2 separate regions of the Homo sapiens genome follow, and region 1 is linked to region 2. A link is a loop called in an ENCODE intact Hi-C map of the cell type or tissue named here. Cell type or tissue: ascending aorta. All regions are shown on one strand.

The links. A loop is a pair of places that touch in the nucleus more often than their neighbours do. Peaks named below come from ENCODE experiments on the same cell type or tissue, not always from the same donor. Only the 100,000 strongest peaks of a DNase experiment are listed, where the experiment ranks them.
Region 1: it touches region 2 in a loop (3-fold over the local background); 5 of 110 quality-filtered maps call a loop at or near these places.

Annotation. Positions count from the first base shown.
Region 1 is chr14:89,809,586-89,817,585 of GRCh38, reverse strand. All of the region lies in intron 5 of EFCAB11 (EF-hand calcium binding domain 11), which reads left to right. Among named protein-coding and RNA genes, the nearest start is that of EFCAB11, 140 kb to the left of the region's middle. In ascending aorta, no CTCF peak of the experiment used is centred here; DNase peaks (open chromatin) are centred at 3,243 and 3,655; H3K4me3 peaks cover 1,158 bases; H3K27ac peaks cover 3,046 bases.
Region 2 is chr14:89,910,574-89,918,573 of GRCh38, reverse strand. All of the region lies in intron 5 of EFCAB11 (EF-hand calcium binding domain 11), which reads left to right. It overlaps LOC124903358 (a long non-coding RNA gene), which reads right to left and starts at 5,438. Exons shown (of 2, transcript XR_007064300.1): 1 at 5,336-5,438; 2 at 4,553-4,715. RefSeq lists a silencer at 5,635-5,929 and enhancers at 6,196-6,811, 6,812-7,429. In ascending aorta, a CTCF peak has its summit at 3,111 (motif pointing right); DNase peaks (open chromatin) are centred at 3,113, 5,424, 5,733, 7,233 and 1 weaker place; H3K4me3 peaks cover 819 bases; H3K27ac peaks cover 2,037 bases.

The DNA.
Region 1 (8,000 bases), 100 kb after region 2:
AATGTATTTATTCTGTTTTATGGTATAAAGTAAGCATCTAAGTTTATATTTATAATTTTTTTTTAAGAAGGAGTCTCAGCTCTATCACCCAGGCTAGAATGCAGTGGTACGATCATAGCTCACTGTTATCCAGAACTCCTGGGCTCAAGTGATCCTCCTATCTCAGCCTTCTGAATAGCTAGGACTACAGGTACATGCCTAGCTAATTTTTTTATTTTTTATTTTTTGTAGAGACAGGGTCTCACTGTGTTGCCCAGTTTTTGGCTGGTCTCGAACTCCTGACCTCAAGTGGTTCTCCCCCCTTGGCCTCCCAAAGCACTGGGGTTACAGGTGTTAGTCAGTGCTCCTATTTCTTTTAATGTGGGTTGCTTTTTGATACATTCTGATCTCTCTTAAGTTGCCCCTTATTGTCCCAGTTAATGTCTGATATGAACTTCAGAATTTTTACATAATAAAATATCCTATTATTATTTTATTTAGAAATGTATTAAATCTACAAATTACCTTGAAGTATTGCCTATTTTCATTTTTTCTTTTATAAAATATTTATACTTTTATTATTGGACTGATATATTCTACCTTGGTTTAATTACCAAGTAGGTACTCAATAAATGTGTATTAAATACAGATATATTTTTTCCTTGTTATAAGAGAAATCTAATTTTGAAACAAAAAGTTTGATAGTTGTTGTTGAAAAGCAATGTTATTATTTTTAGAGCATGTTTTATATGATAATTATCCTTGCATTATTTTACTTCTAAAATTCTTAGTAGAGCCCTTTGAGTTTTCTGGGTTACATAATCGCAGCTGTAGCAATTAATGATGTTTCTTTCCTATTAATTTTTCTTTTTTGTTTTTCTTGCCTTTTCACCGTGGCAAGACCCTCTTCTAGTTTACTAAATAAAATGTAAAATAAAGAGTATCTCTGTTTTGAGTTTGCTTTAGGAAACATGCCACTAATATCTGTATCTCCACTAAGGGTTTTGCTTTGTTTAGTTTTCAGAAGTTAAAGATTAGGAATGTATGCTTTATTTTATAAAATTCCCTTTTAAGCCTTTTAACATACAAGTAATGGTGAGGGCCAGCAAAGTGTGCTAGGAGTGAATTAACTGTATTATGAGAAGAACATATTTCTTTTATGGTTACTTTGCATGTTAGTTCACAAATTTTTAATCTTTTGCTCTAATGTTTCAAAGACTTTCTTTTTAAGGAAATGTTGGTACTTTGTCATGTTCCTAAAGGAAAAAGTCAAATTATCCTTGTTTGCTGACAACATATTTAGAAAAACCTACAGACTCCACCAAAAAACTATTAGAACTGATAAATGAATTAAGTAAAGTTATATGATACAAAATCAACTTACAGAAATCAGTACCATTTATATATGCCAACAGTGAACAAACTGAAAGGAAATCAAGGAAGCAACTCCATTTATAATAGCTACCAAAAAAAATATAAAATACCTAGGAAGAAATGTAACCAAAGAAATAAAAAATCTCTATAAGGAAAACTATAAAACACTGATAAGCGAAATTGAAGAGGACACACAAAAAATAGATACCCCATGCTCATGGATTGGAAGGATTAATATTGTGAAAATGTCAGTACCACCCAAAGCTATCTACAGATTCAATGTAATGCCTACCACAATACCAATGACATTATTCACAAAAATAGGAAAAAATGCTAAAATTCTTTTCTTCTTAATTTTTATTTTTCCAGTTGAACCCGAGAAATGAGTCAAAACCCTAATCTTTAGGATGTTCCAGAAGTACTCACTTTCTTCCATCAGTTTATTTCCTCACCATTGCCCAAAACTCAAATTTACAGCAATCTATATAGTACTAATTAGAAAGGATTTCGGCCGGGCGCGATGACTCACGCCTGTAATCCCAGCACTTTGGGAGGCCGAGGCGGGTGGATTATGAGGTCAGGAGTTCGAGACCATCCTGGCCAACATGGTGAAACCCCGTCTCTACTGAAAATACAAAAATTAGCCAGCGTGGTGGCGCGCGCCTGTAATCCCAGCTACTCAAGAGGCTGAGGCAGGAAAATTGCTTGAACCTGGGAGGCGGAGGTTGCAGTGAGCCGAGATCACACCACTGCACTCCAGCCTGGGCGACAGAACAAGATTCCGTCTTGGAAAAAAAAAAAGGATTTCATAATGAAATTCCTTTAATTATGATACCAGTGCTCCTATTAAAATCAGGTTTTGTGAAAGACTTTTTTCTTAAGCCCAACCCAGCCTCCGTGGGGGGAAATCCTAACTAAGAACTTAAACAAATTTTTCACATGTACACTTATGACAACATTTTTGAAACACTAATATTTTGAAAAGTTTTTGTGCCTTCTTTTCCCACCCCCAAATTGTGGGGACGTTCTCTTGGGCTATTCTGCAGGGCTCTGGGGAGGATGTTCATTGTGATGTCATAATTGCCGCATATTCCAGGGACAGATCTTCACGTCTTATTCAGCCCCTAATTCTGCGTGACTGTGAAAAGTTTAAGCTAACTGCACACCAAAGTCATCCTAATCCTACAGTTTATCCCATATTCCCACATAAGCTGGAAATGATCAAGCAGTTGAAATGGGGAGTCCCAATGTCTTGTTCTTGGTACTGCTTGCAGTGTGTACACAGCTTTGAGTTGGCAGTGTATTACAAATTGGCGTTCCTTTCTTTGTCCAATGGGACCAGCCTGGGTTTTTGGCAAAGACCCTCAAAATCTCCGAAAGCCCAGAGTTATTAGCTGGGCATAGGACTGTGCCATGAATCCAGAGACCTGCTCTGCTATGCTAGGTAGGAAAGCAGCTTCGTGCATCTGAGCCTCCATTTTCCCATCTGTAAAATGAAAGAGTGGGGCTGGGTGATTTTTTTTTTTTTGAAAGGGAGTTTCGCTCTTGTTGCCCAGGCTGGAGTGCAATGGCGTGATCTCAGCTCACCACAACCTCCACCTCCCAGGTTCAAGCGATTCTCCTGCCTCAGCCTCCCGAGTAGCTGGGATTACAGGCATGCACCACCACGCCAGGCTAATTTTGTATTTTTAGTAGAGACGGCATTTCTCCATGTTGGTCAGGCTGCTCTCGAACTCCCAACCTCAGGTGATCTGCCCGCCTCGCCCTCCCAAAGTGCTGGGATTACAGGCATGAGCCACTGCTCCCGGCCTGCTGGGTGATTTTTAAAGTCCCTTGAAGGAAAAATGACTACGTGTCGTTGTTCTGGGGAGAGGCTTGGACTCTGGAAGCATGGTGGGCAGGTCAGTAGAGCCCTTTGTCCCAGCGGACCAGACCGTGTGTTGCTGGCAGGCGGCAGGTCTGAAGCCCTCACCACAGATCCCTTCAGCGAGGGACAGAAAAGCAAAGGGGGAAGAAAAGAAGACATGAAAAGTTCTCACTTCAGGACATTTGTTCTGTACAGTGCTCTAGAGGTTGTAGCGCTGAACACCAAGTTCAGAGTTATTTTATACCTGTGGTTCGATTCAAAGTGGAAAAAAAAAAAAAGGTTAGTTTTTTTTTTCTCCCCCCAGGGAGCTATTTTCAGTAAAACTTCCATATGGGGATATATTTATTACTAAAGAGTGTCAAACGAGTCAAATAGTCAGACCATGTAGTCACTGAAAGAGAGCAGCAGCCGAGGAATGCGCGCAGACACCGGGCACCCTGGAACTGCATTCCTTCTCCGCAGAAGTCAAGCACGGTTGTTTCTCTAAAAGTTCTGCCCGTAACATCTTTTCTTTCATTCCTTTCTTATAAACTCACATTATGTAAACTCTCGAAGTGTGAAATGGTTTTCCTTGGTTGGCCATCACTCACAAAATGATTTTATCAAACATGAATTTTCCCTCAGCTATCAGCTGCACGCAATGGGAAACTCACAAAATAGAGAAGTGGTTGTGTGCTGAGCACATAGGCATTTTATAGCGGGTGGAGGGTAGAAGGTGGGGCAGGGGGTGGGAGGTGGACGGTTGGGAGGAGATCTGGCTGAAGTAACAAATGCTCCTCATAGAATATGTTGGAAATAGAGAAAGGTCTGAAGAAAGAAAAACAAAACAAAACAAAACAAAAAAACAAACCAAACAACCATATTCATACCAAACCAAAGATAATTATCATTAATATTTTGGTATTGATTCTTCCCTGTTTCTCTCTGTTTTTGTTAAGATGAGTGTGAGTTTTATATACCATGCTTTTCAATCATTTTGCCATTTTCCTTTATAAATAACCCTACAATAAACAAATTTGTCTTCACTTTTATCTTCTTAGGAGCTGTTCCTAGATATCAAGGTATCGTATCAGAGAGTATGAAGTTATTTTATCATTTTTACAGCTCCTGGTTCTTCTTACCCAATTGCCTAATAAACAAATTCTGCTCCCCTCACTGTATATGCCCTTCTCGTCCTGTTCTCACCAATGACCGAGTATTATTTTTCAAATGTTTACGAATCTAATAGGTGGAAAGAGTATCTTATTTTTTTATTTCTCCAATTGCTAATAACTTTGAACATTTTTACATGTTTATTAGCCTTTTCTGTTCTCTTTTCTGTGAATTATCTATTCATACCATTTGCCCATTTTCTCTTCTATAGTGAAAACATTTACTTGTTTCTATTTTTATTACAACTGTTTTTCCAGCTTATTGTTTTCTTTTATTATAATTTTTGATGTGCAAAGATTTTAAGTTTTCATGTATTCAAATCTCTGATCTTTTCCTTCACAATTTCTTCAATTGCTTTTGTACTAAGAAAATTTTCCTTGCTTCCATATTCTTGGTTGGTTTGAATTTTAGGACAATCTAACATGTTAACGAATTTGGAACTTATTTTGGTATATAGCATGGGGTGATGATCTAAGCATTTTTGTTTCTAAATAGCCAGTTTTTCCATGATCCTTTGTTAAGTAATCCCCATTTATATATAATGCCTTTATCACTTTGTGCTGTACTGATTCCTTTTACATACAAGGTGACCTTTCCAGGACATTTATCCTATTCCCTTGGTCAGCTTATTCTTACTCCAGGGACACACCTTTCCGCCCCTAGTTCTGACAATATGTTCTAAAACCTGGTGTTTCTTGTTGTCAAATTTGTTCTCAGCTCTTCTTGCCTGTTTATTTTCCAGATGAATGGTAAAATCATTTTTGTGAAGTTCCAAGAACTCCCTTTGGGGTTTTGATGAAAATTGCATTCAGCCTATAAATTAATTGGGAAGGATCTGGCATCTTTACAATGTTCAGTCTTCCCATCCAGGAATACACACGTGGCTTGTCCCTGCACATTTTCAAATATCCTTTTATATGTCTCGAAGGAATTCTGTAGTTTTCTTTATATAAATTCAACACATTTCTTATTAAGGTATTTCTAGTTATTTCATATTTTGGGTACTTTTTAAAAATGGAATCTTTTCCCCCTTTAGTTTAGATCACTATTTTTAATATCACTTTTTCCCCACGGATTGCCAAATTCTGACAGAAATCTAAGTGAAAAGCATATTTGTTCCTTTCCAGGCTTATAAGCTCAGAGATTTAGAACTGGAACCAACCTTAAATCTATTTTCTTTTTATATATGATAACACTGAAGTCACGAAAGGTAAAATAAAGATCATATTACTCATTAAGAGAGTGGCTGTAGATGAATAATACTTCCAATGTCCATGTTCTTTGTGTCAAAGACTTGTAAAACTTAAATATCCGAAACTAAATTCATGATCATCTCCTTTGTATTAGATTCCTATTGCCACAATAACAAGTTGCCACCGACTTGGTGGCTTTAAACAACACAAATTTATCATCTTACATTTCTGGAGGCCAAAATCCAAAATGGCCATCATTGGGCTAAAATCCAGGTGTCAGCAGGGCCACATTCCTGCTGGAGGCTCAAGGGGAGAAGCCATGTCTACTGTTTCCAGCTTCCAGAGGCCCCTGCCTTCCTTGGTTCATGGCTTTTTCTCCATCAACAAAGCTGGCAGTTTAGCGTCTTCACATCTCTCTGGCTCCTCTGATTCTTGTACGCCCTCTCCTGCTTTTAAAGTCCCCTAAGATTACATTGGCCCCACCTTGATAACCTAGGATAATCTCCCCATGTTAGAGTCAGCAACCTTAATTCTGTCTGCAACCCTAATTTTCCTTCCCCACATAATACAACATATTCACAGGTGCTGGGGATAGCACATGGATACCTTTGGGGCGGGGTGTTATTAAGCAAAGATAAACTTCCAAAATTTATATCAAGCACATCGGCCCCCTTCTTGAAGCACTTTGATGACTTCCCATCGCTCTTTGCATCACGACCAAGGTCCTTACATAGACTTCCAGGACCTGAATAGTTCCAGCCCATGCATCCCAGAGCCTCATTTGGCTCCATGCTCATCCTCACTCTGTGCCTGGTTACATTTGCCTTCTTTCAGTTCCTTGAATGTACCTTGCTCTGTCCTGCCACAAGGACCTTGCACATGCTGTTCCCTCTGCTTGGAGAACTCTTCCCCACCTGCACCTCTCTTATTAGCTCCATGCTTCTCAGATTTCAGCCAGGTCCTGCTTCCCTGACCTGCTGCCCAGTTCTCGCCCCTATGTCCCACCCTCTCCTAGAACCTTCTGTCACTCCTTCAGGGCACTTAGTACACTGGTAATATTATTTTGCTTGTATTAATAGAATTATTTAATTTTGCTTATAGAATTCTCTCCCAGGATTGGATAAAAGCTCAAAGGGACTCTTGTCTTTTCTGCTCACCCATTTATCTTCAGAACCTACTGTGCGTGGACCATAGTGGGCTCTTAGTGTTTGCCTGGTGAATGAGTAACTGGACTCAGGAATCCATTTCTTTTTTTTTTTTTTTTTGAGACGGAGTCTCACTTTGTCACCCAGGCTGGAGTGCAGTGGCGCAATCTCAGCTCACTGCAACCTTTGCCTGTCGAGTTCAAGTGATTCTCCTGCCTCAGCCTCCTAAGTAGCTGGGATTACAGGTGCCCGCCACCATACCTGGCTAATTTTTGTATTTTTAGTAGAGATGGGGTTTTACCATGTTGGCCAGGCTGGTCTCAAACTCCTGACCTCAGGTGATCCACCCACCTCTGCATAGTTACTCAATGTGTTCAGTGATACATTTATAAAAGTGAAAAGACTGGATTGGCTCCAAAGTCCAACAAAAAATAATTTATTATAAGTCCATTTGATAAAATTGCATATGGCCATTAAAAATGAAAATTATAAAGACTATAACAATGGGGAGAAACATCTGTTTTACATTTAAATAGCAGGATCCAAATGTTCTTATGCTGACGGAAGGAAAAGTGCCAACATTTTCACAGCAATTGGTGTAAGATCATAGGGTGGTGAGTTCTTTCTCCCGTCTCCAAACTCTCCCACTCACATGCTCGTATGTTCAGCCGATACTTATTGAACACCACTGTGTGCCAGACACTGTGCCAAATACTGGGAACAGCACAGTGAACACGATATAGGTGGCCTCTGCCCACTGCAAGTTCATAGGCAGGTGAGGAGGAACACTAATCACAGTCATATTGATGGTCCAGCATTCATGGGCTGCAGCTGTATTCAAGAAAACATGGGTTCCTTCACCATAGTGTGTACCATAGGCTACAGAAAATACTTCTAAAATCCGGGTCATCATTATTAGGGTCCTAAAATTTTAAATTGTGGGGGGAAATTGTAGGGTTAATATACCTGTTTCCTTTAGTCTTTAGGCCTTGAAGGAGATTTTCTAAATTGTCTCTGCAGTCTTTAATCACTGTTTATCCTCTTTTAAAGAGGTGGTCATTGGGACGCCATTGACGGGGGGAGGGAGGTAGAACCCTTTCCCTGCCCAATTCATTCTCTTTCTCAGACATTTGGAGGTTCCCCGGCCCCCACTTCTAAGAACTAAAAATGCCGAGTTGTCTCCAACATAAATTCACTTAGTTTTGTCTTCTTACACTTCTGCACTTGGTGACTGTGCGTCTGTGCTTGAGCATAATGTAAATACTTAATTTGTTTAATAAATATCCTGAA
Region 2 (8,000 bases):
ATTTTCTTTCTTCTTCTTCTTCTTTTTTTTTTTTTGAGATGGAGTCTCGCTCTGTTGCCCAGGCTGGAGTGCAGTGGTGTGATCTCGGCTCACTGCAACCTCCACCTCCTGGGTTCAAGCGATTCTCCTGCCTCAGCCTCCCAAGTAGCTGGGATTACAGACGTGTGCTACCATGCCCGGCTAATTTTTGTATTTTTAGTAGAGATGGGGTTTCACCATGTTGGTCAGGCTGGTGTGGAACTCCTGACCTCAGGTGATCCACCTGCCTTGGCCTCCTAAAGTGCTGGGATTACAGGCGTGAGCCACCACGCCCAGCCTTCCTTTAATTTTATTTCTGAGGAAAAGGGGTCTCTTCTTTTTTTCCTAATTCCTCTCTTTTGTTCTGGTCTTCTCTCTTCCCCTTTTTTTGATCTAAGACATTTCTCCATCAGCCATTCCCACTTCTGTTTATAATGCCTATCCCTGCCTGAAGATATACTCATATCCATCCTAGAAAGCTGCTCTCCCCAACTAAGTACCTCCAGTTGTCCCCTGTCCTTTTTCTCAGGGTTCATTGTTGCCAGCTTCTCACAGCATTCACACCCTGCCTGGAGAGCCAGTCCTCGATTCTCGCTCTTCCCCAGCTTTCATTGCACTGTATTGTCCACTGCAGTCACAGTGCTTCCCGTTCATTGATTACCAACTACGTGTTGCCTTACTTAGTCCTTACAGTGACTCTCCACATCAACGGCATTTCTATCCATTTTACAGTTAAAGCTGAGAGTCCTTTATTGCTCAATTCAAACCAAACAACTAATTCGCAATTATTATTATTTTTTTGGTCAAAGAAGTCACAGAACCAAGCCCCTAGGGCAATCAGAATTTTTTATTTGATTATAATCATGTTGCTGGTACTTGTTAATGGTCAAGTGTTTTCATAACCTCAAAATGTTATTTTCTTGTTTAGAAATGCCACTGCCTAGTAATGATAATGATGGAGTAGACTGAATTTACAGGTAGAATAAAATGTCTGCACTCCCATGTTAATTGCAGCATTATTCACAATAGCCGAGATATGGAAACCCATATTAAGTGCCCACCACTGGATGAATGGATAAAGAAATTGTGGTATGTGTGTACAGCAGAATATTATTCAGCCTTAAAAAAGAAGGAAATCCTGCCATTTGCAACAGCATGGAGGAATCTGGGGACATTATGCTAAGTGAAAGAAGCCAGACACAGAAAGACAAATATTGCATGATATTACTTATATGTGACATCTAAACTAGTCAAACTTGGAGAAAAAGAGTGGAATGGTAGTTGCCAGGGGCTGGGAAGTGGGGAAGATGGGGAGATGTCGGTCAGAGGATACAAAATTTTAGTTACAGGGTGAATGAATTCTAGTGATCTAGTGTACAGCATGGTAACTATAGTTAATGTGTTGTGTACTTCAGATTTGCCAAGGGAGCAGATCTTAAGTGTTTTCAACACACACATACACACACACACACACACACACACACACACACACACACACACACGAAGCATGTCAGGTGATGGATATGCTAATTAGCTTGACTGTGAGTCATTACACAAAGTATACTTTTATAAAAACGTCATCTTGTATACCTTAAATATAGACAATTTTTTGTCAGTCATACCTCAAAAAATGTCTACACAGACTTAGTGAGACTCATGACATGAGTCATGTTAAAGGATATAAGAAACAAATAAAAGTTTAAAAATGCTTTTCTTAACCCAAGTCTTATTGTTAGGATTCCTCATAATCCAGTCATGACTTCAATTAGAAATCCTTGCCGTGGGATATCAAGACTCTTGTCCAAGGAGAGGAAGGGGCAGGAGGGTCTCACTCTTGTTCTCTCCTTGTAAAAATTTAACTCTGTTTGCAGGAGAGAGTATTTGACGAATACATGAACAAATAAATGAATGAAATGAACGAAGGAATAGAATTAATCTGATCAAAGTTTACATGTTCAAATTATGTGTTGAATTGGATAGAGCAGCTGCTGGCCCTTACTTTTTTCTGGGCCTATTTCAAATGGTCTTCTTTACTAGGCTTTCAATTGGAGATTTAGACTTGGAGGCTTTAACAAATATGAATTGAGTACACATTTGTATAGCGATTTAAACTGCTATTATCACAAAATTGTCACAGTAGTTTTAAACTCTGTCAGATGGCTTTTAACCAAACCCTGCCATCAGAGTCAAATTTGATTCTTTGGATGGTTCTTTCCTTTTTTCTGTCTCTTTCACATTGTCTAGTAAAGAAGTTTCTTCAATGACCAGTTTTGTCATAGAGTTGGTGCCATTTATTCTGTGGGTTACAAATTTATCATCACAAGTAGCTAGATGTACTTCTCATAGACAACTTGTATCCACAAATTTGTTGTTTTTTTCTTTTTTTCTTTTTTTTTTTTCTGAGCCATTCTCCCTAGAAAACACAAATTGTTTTGGGGGGAAAAATTAGACTGTTCTTCAGGGGTATTTATTTTCATGATTCACTGTGCAGAGATCGGAGTTGTGCCTTAAGGGCTTGGCTCTGCTCTCTTGATACTGGTATCCATTGCTAGGTGTGGCTCAATTAAACAGGAAGGATGGCTAGATAGCATATATATTCACATGTCAAATGGCAGCATCCATCTTTGAGACAGGAATCTTGGTGGGAAAAGTTCAATTTTTTAACAAATGTGAAATTACCTCCTCAATCATTTTTATTTCCGGTTAAATTAATGTCTTATATAAACACTGTAGGCTAGCATAGTATTTGATACCATTTAGTTTGCTCTCTCTTTTAGTTCCTAATTTTCATTGTAGTTCTCAGTGTTTGCTTTTTGAGTGTGAGTTTATGGCAGAATAAATCAAATTAACTTTGGTGGGTAGATTGAGTTTTCTCTGATGACCTTTACTAACCAAAACATACTTTCTTCTCAGGTGAAAAAGCCAGAGTGGATTATTATTTATTTGACTGACAAAGAAATGCATTTCTAATTTTATTTAGTGACTAAAATAAATTGATTCACCGTAAATTAAATATGAAATAAATGCATGATCCTCTCTTAATGAACCAAACAGATTGAGAGCCGAGCACCTTTGCAGTACACCTCTTTCACCAGTTGGTGGTGCCAAAAACTCTGCTAAGAAACTGATTGAAAGAACAGAAGGTTAACCAGGAGCCTTTCTTAATAAGCGTTATTTTTCGTAGTTTTTGAAAAATTTGTACTGAAAACATATGCCCAAATTATCGCATTTTCTAAGGTTAGGAAGCAAAGCTAATCCCTCTGGTGACCAGCAGAATATATTTCTAGTAAGCTTCTGTAATAATGTCATTGGTCTATGTTAATATTCACATATTGGAAATTGCAAAGTTGTGTAACATCTGACTCCATCCTGGAAATAGCCTTTAGTGTGCTTGCCTGGAGAGTGGAGGAGCAAATGATAATAATGTGTACAGAGAAGAAGAGTGATGTTCCTGGCTATATTTATTGTCGAATTTAGGTCTTTAAAAATATTGACTTGCGTTATTATTACTATGTGTTTTTTTTTAACCATTAATATATTCCTGTGACAGCAGGAACATTGCTTTTTTGTGTGTGTGTGGGCGGGGGCGGCTAGGTTTGTTTAACCCTTTACTGTTTAGCCCTGAAAAAGTCCAAATGGAGCAGTAGCCTGTTGCTTGAATGTGTCCTGAGATACAGTCAAAAGAACCCAGCCTTTGGAGTCAGAGAGATCAGGTTTTGAATTTCCCTACATATTTCATAACTGTCTCTCTCTTTTTTTTTTTTCTTTTCGAGACCAAGGTCTCACTCTGTTGCCCAGGCTGGAGTGCAGTGGTGCGATCTTGGCTCACTGCAACCTCCACCTCCCAGATTCAAGCGATTCTCATACCTAAGCTTCCCAAGTAGCTGGGACTACAGGTGTGCACCACCATGCCCGGGTAATTTTTGTATTTTTAGTAGAGACGGGGTTTCACCATGTTGGCCAGGCTAGTCTCCAACTCCTGGCCTCAAGTGATCCGCCTGCTTCATCCTCCCAAAGTGCTGGGATTACAGGCGTGAGCCACTGTACCCAGCCTTTCATAACTGTCTTTTAATTACTTATGCAGATTTTTTACTGCTCAGTTTTTCCAGTTTGTAAAATGGAGATAATAACATCTTCCCCTCAGAGTTGGAGTAAACATCACCTGAGATAACGGATGTGCTGATTAAGTGCTCCTCACCCTGTCCTTTTCTAGTTTAAGCACAGACTCAGTTCTTTTTGAGCCTCCACCACATCCCATGCTCTTAGCCAGGGCCTTAGGACCGGAGTCCCTCCTTGGGTGTGATGATGCCTCATGCTGCGTTAATGAGAAGATGTTTCCAGGTTGTAAAGTTCCACAAGGATTTTGTAAAGAACTCACAAAAGAGATACTCATATTGTTAGCTATATGTGGTGTTCAGATATTTGCCCGTCTACCCTGGGATGTTTCCATGTTGATCTGAATCTGCCTAAATGTTTAAGATTGGAGAAGGGAGCACAGGGTTGCTGACAGGTGTAGCAACAGTGTCCCCAACAGTTCATTCATCCATTTATTCCACAAACTTTTACTCAACATTATTATTGCTGGGTCTCCGGCATACAAAGATGAATTCCCAGAGAGCCTGAAGATGCTTCTGAGAGCTGCAGACTCAAGGAGCAGGATGCTTTCTGCTTGGCAGGAATTGATAAGCAGCCCTGATCTATGAAAGAGCAAGAAAGATAAATTTAAATATTTTTTAAAATATTATTTTACAAAGTTATAAGACTGTAAAAAAAATTTTAACTTTGAAAAACTCTGATAGTTGTATTAAGCTTTTGATAGCATCATGTTTGGAAGAATGAGCAAATCAGAAGAAGCCTTCAGCGTGGTTGGTAAAGTCATAAAACACTGTTAATTAGGAGCTTTAGCCCAGTATAGAATTTTAAAATACAACTGTATAAGGTATATATATTTTTTAGGAATAGCACAACTAACATCTTTGATTAGATTCGATTGAAAGATTCAGACCCTTAAGATTTAGAGATTACGGAATCATAGAACTGGATGGTGGCTGGGACTTTAGGAATCACATATGCCATCTCCCTTATTTTCTAGCTAAGAAAATGGAAGTCAAACAAACGTATGTGACTCACCCAAGGTTACATAGACCTGGATCAAAACTCAGGTCTCCATGCCAAGACATTATTTTTCCATCCTAACTCCTATACAATGAGCCATTTTCAGTAGATAAATATATACTTGTCCCATCTCAATAAACTTTCATGCTAAATATGGAGTATCATGTCCGCCCTGTTACCAAAATGAAAACTTTGGCCGTACCTTCGGCAGTTAATTAAGGTGCTCCTACTTCCATCTCAGAGCTGAGCTGAGGGGAGGCAGGGCACACCAGGCCTGTCATGTGCAGTTCTCAGCCAGAGCCAGTGAGTTCCCCACAGAAGCAGGCAGCGTTTTCATTCACGCCTGCCTTGCCTGCTTCTCGTTTCTTGCTAGATGAATGGCATCATATGCCGCAGGTGTATTAGTAATTTCTGAGTTTGTTCCCCACTAAAAATGACCTCATTGTTTTGTGCTTCTTTTCCATAATTATACAGTAACAGGAAAATAAACCAGCTCTGAGTACAGCCCACAGCAGAAATCTTGTGCTCTTTATGCAAGTTTGATTTATAGACGTGTACTGCAGAGCAGAGTGACTATGAAACATTCATCTTCCCATTGCTAGTTGCCATGGAAATCGAGTACACAGAGCAGTGTCATTCCAGTCCTGGTGATGCCTGCAGTAGTTTATTCCTTTGTTGTTCCCGTTTCTTAAGCAACTGCCTAGCATTCTTTCATCATTACAATTAATCATGCACACAAGTTTTTATCTTTCGTCGCACATAGAAAGTACTAAAACGTATGACAAAAACAGGGAGAATTTAAATATTCCTATGGCTTTAAATATGCATTTGTAATTTTCATCCTCAGTCCCACTGGAAAAATAGGTCATGTAAAAAAAGCATATATTAATGTACAGATATTTCAATAGAGCAGTATAGAAATTTGAAGGAAAAACAATGCTAACTAAGCCCAGGAAGCCCAGGAAACCTTAAGGAACTTCAGATCCTGAGGGTCCCCCAGTGTTTAGATCTAAATCAGCCTGGGTAATGCCAATCAAAAAAGAAAAAAAAAGCCCCTGAGCTATGTATCATCAACTCCTGTTTTGATTTGTTAGTCTCCTTAACGGTTTGAACAACCTAGATATTTGCTGGATAGACATGCTAGACGTTAGAATAGAGATCCTTTTTCTCTTTAAAGGCCAATAAAGTTCAGGATTTTTTTTTTAAGTGGGAGTAAAAGGAATTCTAGTTTTTTCTTTTTTCAATGAAACCATTTTACCTCAGTTTTAACCCACATAGTTCATAGTCTATAGCATACCAACAATGAATAAATGCTTGTTGATTAGCCACTGCCTTCTTTTGTGGACTTCTGGCCATTCTGTTGGCTAAGAAAGCGTGTTCTAGAACAATTCTCTGGATCTAAATCCCTGCTGCATTGCTTATTAGCTGTGAGACCTTTGAAAAGTATCTCAGCTTGCCTTAGTTTCCCCATCTGTAGAGGGAACAGCTATAAAATTAAGATAATGACAGGTTGTTAGGAGGCTTAACAGGGATAATTCATGCAAATTGCTCAGCCCTGTGCCTGGCACAGGACACGTGCTCTGTCAGTGGGGACTGCTGCCGTGGCAGTGGTGGTTTCTATTGCCATGACTACTACAGGCCACAACTGAATGGAGAACTGTGCTCTGACCTAGAGAATAATACTTGGTTGATCTACAGCAATTCTAGCCCCAAAGCCGCAGGACTCTGTTCCCAGCATCCAGGCTCACACAATGATTGCTGGTGCTTTGTTGTGCTTGGGCTACATGGACTTGTTTCATCTCAAGACTGTGGATACTAGGATGGTGGCTGAGAAGTATTTACAGGGGTCTTTTTATCTGCAAATTGAGAAGAGAAGGCTGCTACAGGCAGTCCTTGAAGATGCAAATTTCTCATCTTTGACCTGGATTTGTTTCTTACAAGGAGCTGTGTGCGGAGCACGTTGGGAGGGAGTGGGCTGCCTTTACTTGTCTTGAGGAAGGTTCTCGTGTTTGTCTGCGTAGTCTGAAATAACGTCTGACCTACTGCCTCTCCACCCCCAAACCCCCCTTGTCACTCGGCAGTGCCTGCAGCATTCCTTCAGCCTTTCTGGAATTGAAGTTTTCCTAACTGGTGGCAGAAGCATTCTTTGTTGAAATTCACTCTCCTTGGCAGTTCTCCAGGGCACACGGCAATGCCTATTTATTTGATTTAGCCTTTGTTTGGTTAGCCTTGTATTTTGTCTGTTTTGCTTTGCGAAGTTCTTTTTTCCCCAAATTTTCATGTTTAAATCCCTTGGACTTCACTTCTATTTATTTTACTAGCTTGCTTTAAAATACTGCTAAAAGTTGTTTGCTTTAAGCTCTCACAAAATGAGTAGTCTTGGATTCATTTGTCTGTTTTCTCCAAGCCTGATCCATAGTGTGTGTACTAGGTGCACCTTTGTTAATTATTAAAACAAAATAGACTTTATGGTTTGTACTTTGTACATCCGAATATTATACTACATTGTCTCCAGTTCTCTTTATTTAGCTCTTTGTTTTTTTACCCTGTCCTCCAATCATTAGGCTCATGTTAATTCTAAAGAGATAGAAGTAGCTTAACTTTTCTGAATCTTTTCGTTCTCCCTCCTCTGCCATTCTTCCTGCTTCTTCCCACAATATAAAAACCCGTCCGACTCTCCTGTCTTCCGAGTGAAGCTGGCAACACTCCAAGTGACATGAGTACCCTAAGACACCCATTTTTTTGTAAGTAAACATTCAGTGACGAAACTTAGACCTTCTCTAGACATTTTTATGTATGTATGTATGTATGTATGTATGTATGTATGTATGTATGTATGTATTTGAGACAGATTCTCATTCTGTTGC